Regions from separate parts of the Mus musculus genome. Here regions 2 and 3 are each linked to region 1. Evidence: chromatin loops called from intact Hi-C (ENCODE). Cell type or tissue: left cerebral cortex. All regions are shown on one strand.

What was found. A loop is a pair of places that touch in the nucleus more often than their neighbours do. Peaks named below come from ENCODE experiments on the same cell type or tissue, not always from the same donor. Only the 100,000 strongest peaks of a DNase experiment are listed, where the experiment ranks them.
Region 2: it touches region 1 in a loop (2.1-fold over the local background); 11 of 42 quality-filtered maps call a loop at or near these places.
Region 3: a loop joins it to region 1, with 2.9 times the contacts of the local background. A loop is called at or near these places in 2 of 42 quality-filtered maps.

The regions. Positions count from the first base shown.
Region 1 is chr10:53,507,893-53,510,392 of GRCm38, forward strand. It overlaps Gm40650 (predicted gene, 40650), which reads left to right. Exons shown (of 4, transcript NR_169148.1): 2 at 2,491-2,500. The region is part of intron 3 of Gm20597 (predicted gene, 20597); the gene reads right to left. Among named protein-coding and RNA genes, the nearest start is that of Gm20597, 9.8 kb to the right of the region's middle. In left cerebral cortex, a CTCF peak has its summit at 1,469 (motif pointing left); a DNase peak (open chromatin) is centred at 1,447.
Region 2 is chr10:53,421,809-53,424,308 of GRCm38, forward strand. Gm36229 (predicted gene, 36229) reads left to right here. Exons shown (of 3, transcript NR_152767.1): 3 at 765-2,464. Among named protein-coding and RNA genes, the nearest start is that of Gm36229, 13 kb to the left of the region's middle. In left cerebral cortex, a CTCF peak has its summit at 963 (motif pointing right); DNase peaks (open chromatin) are centred at 16 and 627; H3K27ac peaks cover 448 bases.
Region 3 is chr10:53,378,083-53,380,582 of GRCm38, forward strand. It overlaps Cep85l (centrosomal protein 85-like), which reads right to left and starts at 1,801. Exons shown (of 13, transcript NM_001204983.2): 1 at 1,427-1,801. The coding sequence starts at 1,499. In left cerebral cortex, a CTCF peak has its summit at 1,257; DNase peaks (open chromatin) are centred at 717, 1,172 and 1,821; H3K4me3 peaks cover 2,474 bases; H3K27ac peaks cover 2,491 bases.

The sequences.
Region 1 (2,500 bases):
CATTTGGGAGCCCGTGACAAGTGGAAAGTCAAGCTAAAAGCTGTTTGCTTTGTGGCTACTAGTGTTGTGGGGTGTTCACCAGAGAACACAGCTGGGATGTGGGCTTAAACCAATAGAAAGTCTTTATTAGCCAGCCGGTGACGACACTGGGTTTTAGGAATCTTGGGGTATCATGGGGCCTTTCTCAGAGTAAGCTTTTAAGCACAAAAGCCATATTCTGGATTGACATATTTTGGTTAACAAGAACAGTTAGCCAGAAGTAGAACTATACAGGCTGAAGAACAAGATTAGTTGGAACTATGGACTTTGAATAGTCCTTTGTTTTAGTTTTGGCAGGCGATGCTGTCTACATGCTGTGTTTATAACCTGAATGGCATTTCTATCATGGAGTCAGTTGTGCTAAGGTTTCAGGGCCTACTAAGGTCTGGGGCCCAATTTCACTAGGAAATAAAAGAGAGAGGAAGGGACTAGCACTGTCCAGTCTCTACCATTTCTCACTGGTGCCAGGACAGGGACCAGACCCTTCACACATGAACCTTTGAGAACATTCCAGATCCAAACTTGAACACTGTTAGTCAGGTAAGAACAGCTAAGCAAAGACTGAATTTGGCTAAGAACTTGAAAACAAGGAACAAGGGCATAAATTTCTTGCTGTGCAAGCTTGAGACCCCGAGTTTCAAGCCTGAGAATCTGCATAATCCCCAGACCTGGGACAGGAGTCTGTAACCCCAGAGCTACAATGGCAAGATGGGAGAGAGACAGAAGCATCCCGAGAAGCAAATGAAAAAAGCCTTACATTGAGGTTGTCCTCTTACCTCTGTACTGTTCTGTGGCACATGCATGTCTGACTCACACATGAAAACACACACACATATACATACAAACACACAGATATATACACACACATACATACACACATACACACACACATATACACACATACATACACACACATACATACACACACATACATACACACACATACATATACACATATGCACACACATACACATATACACACAGTGTGTATGGGTATGGGGGGCATATTTCTATTTCCACTTTCTTATGTTAAAATGTAAAATATTATCCAAATCACTTTAATATTTTGATTACTTTCTATCTGCTATATCCAATTGTCATAACTGAAGAACTCCTCAAGCTTCTTAAATAAGTTCTCCTTTTACTATATTTAAAAACAAAAACAAAAAAAGGAGGAAAGAAGAAATGAAGAAAGGAAGGGAGGGAAGAAGGGGAGAGAGCGCTCTGCCCGAGAAGCCTGAGCATAGACTTGTAACGTGCACTGGAACCGTTTTTGGCTTTTACTCTCCATTGCCATTTGCTATTGTCCAAGAGGAAAAGTACTGTGGAAACTCCCAGGGTGCAGATAAATGACTTCATTCTCCTTCTTGGGCTGCTCCACTACTACAAGTGGTTCAGAGATTGATCATTGCAGCTCCCTCTGGTGGATGATGAAAGCAGAACAAAACCAAACACCCTGGAAACCCACGGTCACTCGAAATGATCTTTGTGGCTTTCTTCTAAATGGCCATCAGTAAAAATGCCATGCAACATTGAAAATGTGCCCAGGCCAGGAAAGTGGAAGGAGTGGGAGGAATTTGGGAGCGAGAGACTTGGATCTCAATTGGAGCTCTGTCATTTGCTAGCTTCTGTGCCTGTCTGGTGGGTCAGTATTCAGTGAGCTGTGGAATCTGGGTCTGGGATTAACTCCCTGGAGATAAGGAGTGTTGTGAAAATTGTGGGCCATTGGAGTGGTATGTTCAGAAAAGACAACTCTGCAGAGACAGCATGTACATCAGTGGGTGCCTGGGATTGGGAAGGGAATGGAGAGGAAGCATAGAGAAATGATCCCAAACCAGACTGCACTTTTCTAAAAATTACCACATTGGACATTGAAATGGGTGAGTTCTATGGCATATAAATTTGATGTCAATGGTGTCATTGTAAAAATGCCACCAGGGGCTGGTGAGACAGCTCAGTGGTAAAAACACCGGCCATATGAGCCTAGCAACGAGGTTCAATTACCAGAACTCACATAAAAGTGGAAGGAGAGCACTGACTCCACACAGTTGTCTTCTGACCCCCATACACACACACACACACACACACACACACACACACACAACCACAAAAAAACCCAGATATCTATGTAGGTCCACAGCCAGAGAGTCTGAGCCTTGTGGGTAGGAGGGAAAGGGACTGTGGCTTAGGGCACAGACTGAGTAGAAACAAATGTTATAACTGGTGTTGTTTAGAGCTCTACTCTTTACATTGTCCCTGGTGGTTCCTTTGTTTATCGAAGACTAGAAGAACAGCAGCACCCAACTCACCACTTATATTTTTAACTTCCTTTATTCATTCACATAAGAAGTGCTGTAGACCTGGGGACTTTTCTGATGGAGAAAGTATAACTGTAATGTTTTTAAACGTTATCTGTAGTGAGATTCTTAAAAGCTTTAACCTTCCTTCTAGCGCATCACCC
Region 2 (2,500 bases), 86 kb before region 1:
GCCAGGCCAGCTCAGATGCACTTACTCATATACTATTTCCATTTCAGATGTGCCTGACTTTGCAACCAGGTGGATTAGATAACATCCCGCGTAAGCCAGGCAGATTATGTTTCCTAGTCGCCTGGTTTCTATCAGGTCCCATAGTTAGGAGCTATTTCTCCGAAGAGTGACTGCTCAGTGAAGAGGGTTGTGATCTAACACACTGATGGTTTCCCATGAAGGGACTTTGGATACTATATTTCCACCTTCGCATTTAGCTTTTGAATGCTATGAGTCCTAAGAGCTATACGGAACAGTTATGGCTTGAACAATCTAAATAGCTTTTTTTTTTTGAGCCCCAAAGCTGTCAGATCACTGGGGAGAATAGCTGAGAGTCGTAAAGACTTCTATGTGTTATTTCCAAACTCCAAAAAGAGCATCAATCATAGTATGTTTATTTTCTAGATTTGGAAACAAACTGTCCTTGACATTGGAGAAGTTCAATGCATGTCATACAATACAACACCCCAAGAAAATTCACTGTATTTCCATGGGGTTTATTTTCCCTTTCTGACACGCTTGGTCTTAATCTAAAAATAACAGCCTCCTCCTGCTGTCTGATCTCATCAGCACATTCTTCTCAGTGCAGCCAGAATGAAGGGACAACCAATTCCTGTGGACCAATTTGTAGCACAGAGAGTTGGCATAAGCCTAAGTTGAAATACACATTTCTCTTCTTGAAAGCAAAAGCAAACTGCTTCTCATGTTTGTTTCTCTGTTTACAGAAGCAGAGAGAAAGAAAAGAAGATTGCCCTTCTAAAAGCTGCAATCAGTATTCTAGTGTGTGCAAACCACATTGGATAAGGAAACTTCATTTGACGATCTACATACTTGAAGAACAAACTTCTTCTCAGCTGGAATCATGGTTGTCCCCTAGAATTTTTTTTTTAAGATTTATTTATTAATGTATATAGGTACACTGTAGCTATTTTCAGACACACCAGAAGAGGGCATCAGATCTCATTACCAAGCTCATAGTTGTGAGCCACCATGTGGTTGCTGGGAATTGAACTCAGGACCTTTGGAAGAGTAGCCAGTGCTCTTAATCACTGAGCTATCTCTCCAGTTCCCACCACCCCCTCCGGAATTTTCTTAAAGCTCACTGTTGCCCATCAAACAAATATGGGGGACAACACTAGAAGTATACCATGACTCTACCCCAAGATTTCCCAAGGATATACTGAAAAATGCAACAGTGATTGTGTGTGTGTGTGTGTGTGTCTTTCATTGGCAGATCCGAAATAGCTCCTGGGCAGGTACACACCTGTGACTCACCAGGAGCTGAAAGCAGTGTAGCTAAAGCTACCGCTACAGAAGTATGACAGAGTACCTTTTGACCCACTGCTTTGTCTGTGAAGTTGTACTCTTGAGCCTTCACTAAGTTGTTTTTTTATCATGATGGCTGTGTTAGCCTTTGGTGTATTGGTGACTGCCAAAGTCCTGTTATTGATTGAGATCATTTATCCCAAATACTATGCCCAGATACAAGGGCAAATAATGTGGTAATGGCTCAGGGACATGGTGTAGTACATCTGATAATGTAGTCTTTTCATATTATTATTTGGCTTTTAAGCACCAAATTGTCCCAAGAACCATATGGAAAGTTGCAACCTGGACCAGTTGGACCTTCCTCTTAGCCTGGAACACCAGAACACCTTACAGAGTTAAAGTATCAAGAGTATTAAGATATGAACTTAGGTGCTTGCAAAACTCACTGGCAAGCCAGTAAGACAAGTACAAGAGAGCCAACACCAGGGCCTACTGAATTTAAGAACCACTGCTCCTGGAGTGTGTTTTATTAGGCAAATAAATTATACCTATCGATTTTGATCACTGTAACTCTATCATCTGAAGAAGCCTTCCAGAGAGTTTTGAGGACTATGTCACTTTAAATATCATGCCAGCTGCTCTACCACAATTGTTAGGGACAGCATGCTGACCTTAACTGACAGTGAGGTGCTGCCTTCTCCCACCTTGATACAAGTGTTAATACTGGGAGCTCTTCCAAACACCCACTATGGGGAAGAGAACTCCAACCTAGGGAAAAGAACTCTAAAAGAGCTTTTTAAAGAAACTGGGCCTTGCTTACCCCAACACAAGTCACAACCTTTTGGTATAGAAATTCTTTTAAATATTTCTTCCTCTTTCTCCAGGAAGAAGAACATTTGAGGATAGATTAAATTTTCACATGTGATAACCTCACCCAGTCTTGCCTTCAACAGTGTTTAAATTCTTTTTCTTATAGTATAATAAGAAATATGTGGCTTCTCTAGCTCCTATATATATAGAATGGGCACAACTGAGCACAGTTCATGGATTTAAACAACTTCCAATTTAAAGACTTAAAGAAAGAATTTAAACAACTTCCAACTGCTTAAACTAGAACATTAAATCTATAATCTCTGGGATCCATCTTGACAAATTCTATCCGGCCTCTGGCTGTGTTCTTCCTTCCTTGGTC
Region 3 (2,500 bases), 130 kb before region 1:
GGATAGCTGGAAATCACTCTCTTTGGCCCCCAGGGATGAGTACCTTCTCCATCACTAAAGCCACTTCCAGGCCAGGCCCCACAACAACTGGGTAAGCATCAGAAACCTCTAAATGTCTGTCTACTCTTGAAGGCAACCAGTAAATATTTTAGAAAGTAATTCCCTGCATATATTGTTACTAAATTCACAGCTATTCTAATCTCTATTCTAAAACTATTATGGGAGGGTATAAAAGAATAAGGTGTAAGAGACATATATACATACATATATATATACATTATATACATTATATACACACACACATAGAGACAGACATACAGACATTACAGTTCTAAACCAATGGTTTTCAACCTCTGGGTCGCGCGACCCCTTGACGTCAAATGACCTCATGAGAGTCACATTTCAACTACGTCCATTACAATTCATAACAATAGCAAACATTACAGTTATGAAGTGGCAATGAAAATAATTTTATGGTTTGGGGACATCACAACATGAGGAACTTTTAAAGTTCGCAGCATTAGGGAGGTTGAGAACTACTGATAGTTTAGAATTTAAACTGTCACAGAATTTCATTGTTCAAAATTTCAGTAGCAATGTGCCTGCATGGTATCTTCAAAAAGGCAGAGAATACCACAAAAGGACTCCTACAAAATGCTTCTTTTCGAACAGTTTTGCAAAAGGTACACAACTGCCTCTAAGTTACACAAGTCAAGTTCTAACACTTTGTAGAACAGGGTTACCACCCATGGGTCCCCAAAATACCTAAATTTTTAGGAGAAATTCTGCGTACAAATAAGTAGCCCTTTTCTCTTGGGGGGTGGGGGGGAGAAGGAAAAAAATTTATGTATCTTTCAGCTTTTCAAAGGGGTTCATGATTCAGTTCAGATTAAAGAGCCCTTTAGACTGTCATCATTAGATAACTTGTCATGGTCAAGCCAACTCTTCTTGTTCTATTCCACGTTAGGGGAAGATTTATAATTCAGTGGCTCCTACACAACTTCTGGGTGATGCAGGCATGAAATGGTTGTCTGATTCTAACAGTCCCTACAACCACCACCGCAAAGCTGCAACCCCCCAGTTTCCCTGAGCCCCGTTTCGAAGGCGGCTGGGCTCTGATGGGACCCAGGAGAGCCCTGGCAGCCATGCGACCTGCTTTCTAAGAGCTGCCGCCCCCTCGGGGGTCTCAATCGGCGACCAAGTCCTCAGCAGCTTCTCTGGAGCAGTGGCTGCGGGCGACACTGCAGCGACCTTCCCGCCCGCGTCCCGCGTGGGGCAGCCACGCACACCACACGAGGGACAACAAAGCCCGGCCGAGCGGCCCAGAAGAGCCGAGTTGTCACCCCGCGGGGGTCGCAGGCCTTAGGGCGCGGACTCCGGAGAAGCCCTGGCGGCCGTCACCCCACCCGCCCGCAGTCCTCCTTACCCGCAGGGAAGCTGCGGGCCCCGCTGGGGCTGTCCCGGCCGCCAGCCTCCGGGGCCAGGAAACGGCCCCACATAGCGGGCGAGCGGGCGAGCCTGGAGCTCGGGGCCCGCGGTCGCCTCGGCTTCTGGGCGGAAACTTGAGCGGAGCCTGGGCCTCGGCAGCGCGGACCGGACCCGGGCGGGGGGCTTAACGGCTGTTCAGCGACGGCCCCGGAGCGCGGCGGCTGCCATGGCCCAGCCGGCTGCGCTGAGGCCCGGGCCGGGGAAGCTAGTAGCTCCCCGGTGACGGCGGCGCGATCGCAGGCTCCGGGGCTCAAAGCGAATCTGCAGCTGCGGCTTCTCTCAGCCCCCTCCGCCCGGCAGAACCTTAGGCAGCGGGCCGGGCCAGGACAGGCGGGGCCTGGATGGGGCTGGGGGCGGGGCCCAGAGGGCGGGGCCTCAAGGCGGGGCCTGGGACTCTTGGCGAACCAAAAACCTATTGCTAACAGCATGCGGGTGATCATCCTGAAGCCGCTCCCTACTTCTCCATCCTGTTACCTTCAAGCTGAGAGAGGGTCCATAATTTAATCCCAAACCCTGTCTTCCTATACGTGCTTTCTAGGGGCACAGTTGTTATAAAAGGTGCGAGTTGTCCCTGCAACCGCTTCAAGGGGCTGTGGGGCTAGCCATCTGACTCAGAATGGAGATCAGAATTAAAATTGTTGTCATGCGTTCCACAAGCACCGGTTATGGATCACGGTGGGAATAGAAAAGAGGACATCCCTGCCTCCCACATCTGCTCCACTTTATTTCCCACCCTTCCTAGGAACAGACATCCTGAGAAAAGACAAAGGAATACAGCATCCTCTTGCAATTACTCTTGTTGGCAATATAATCATTTGAATATTTAGATACAAACTAAACACTGTCAACCACTGTACAAGGAGGCAGTCTCAGCATGCCAATCAGAAGTAACCCAGACGATAAGTTCCTTAGGCTTTGAGTCCAGTGATGTTTTTCCTAATGTGGAAACTGCTAACAAAAGCTTAATATTGATGTATCCTCAAGTAAAATACTACTTAAAGCTTGTGAGGCT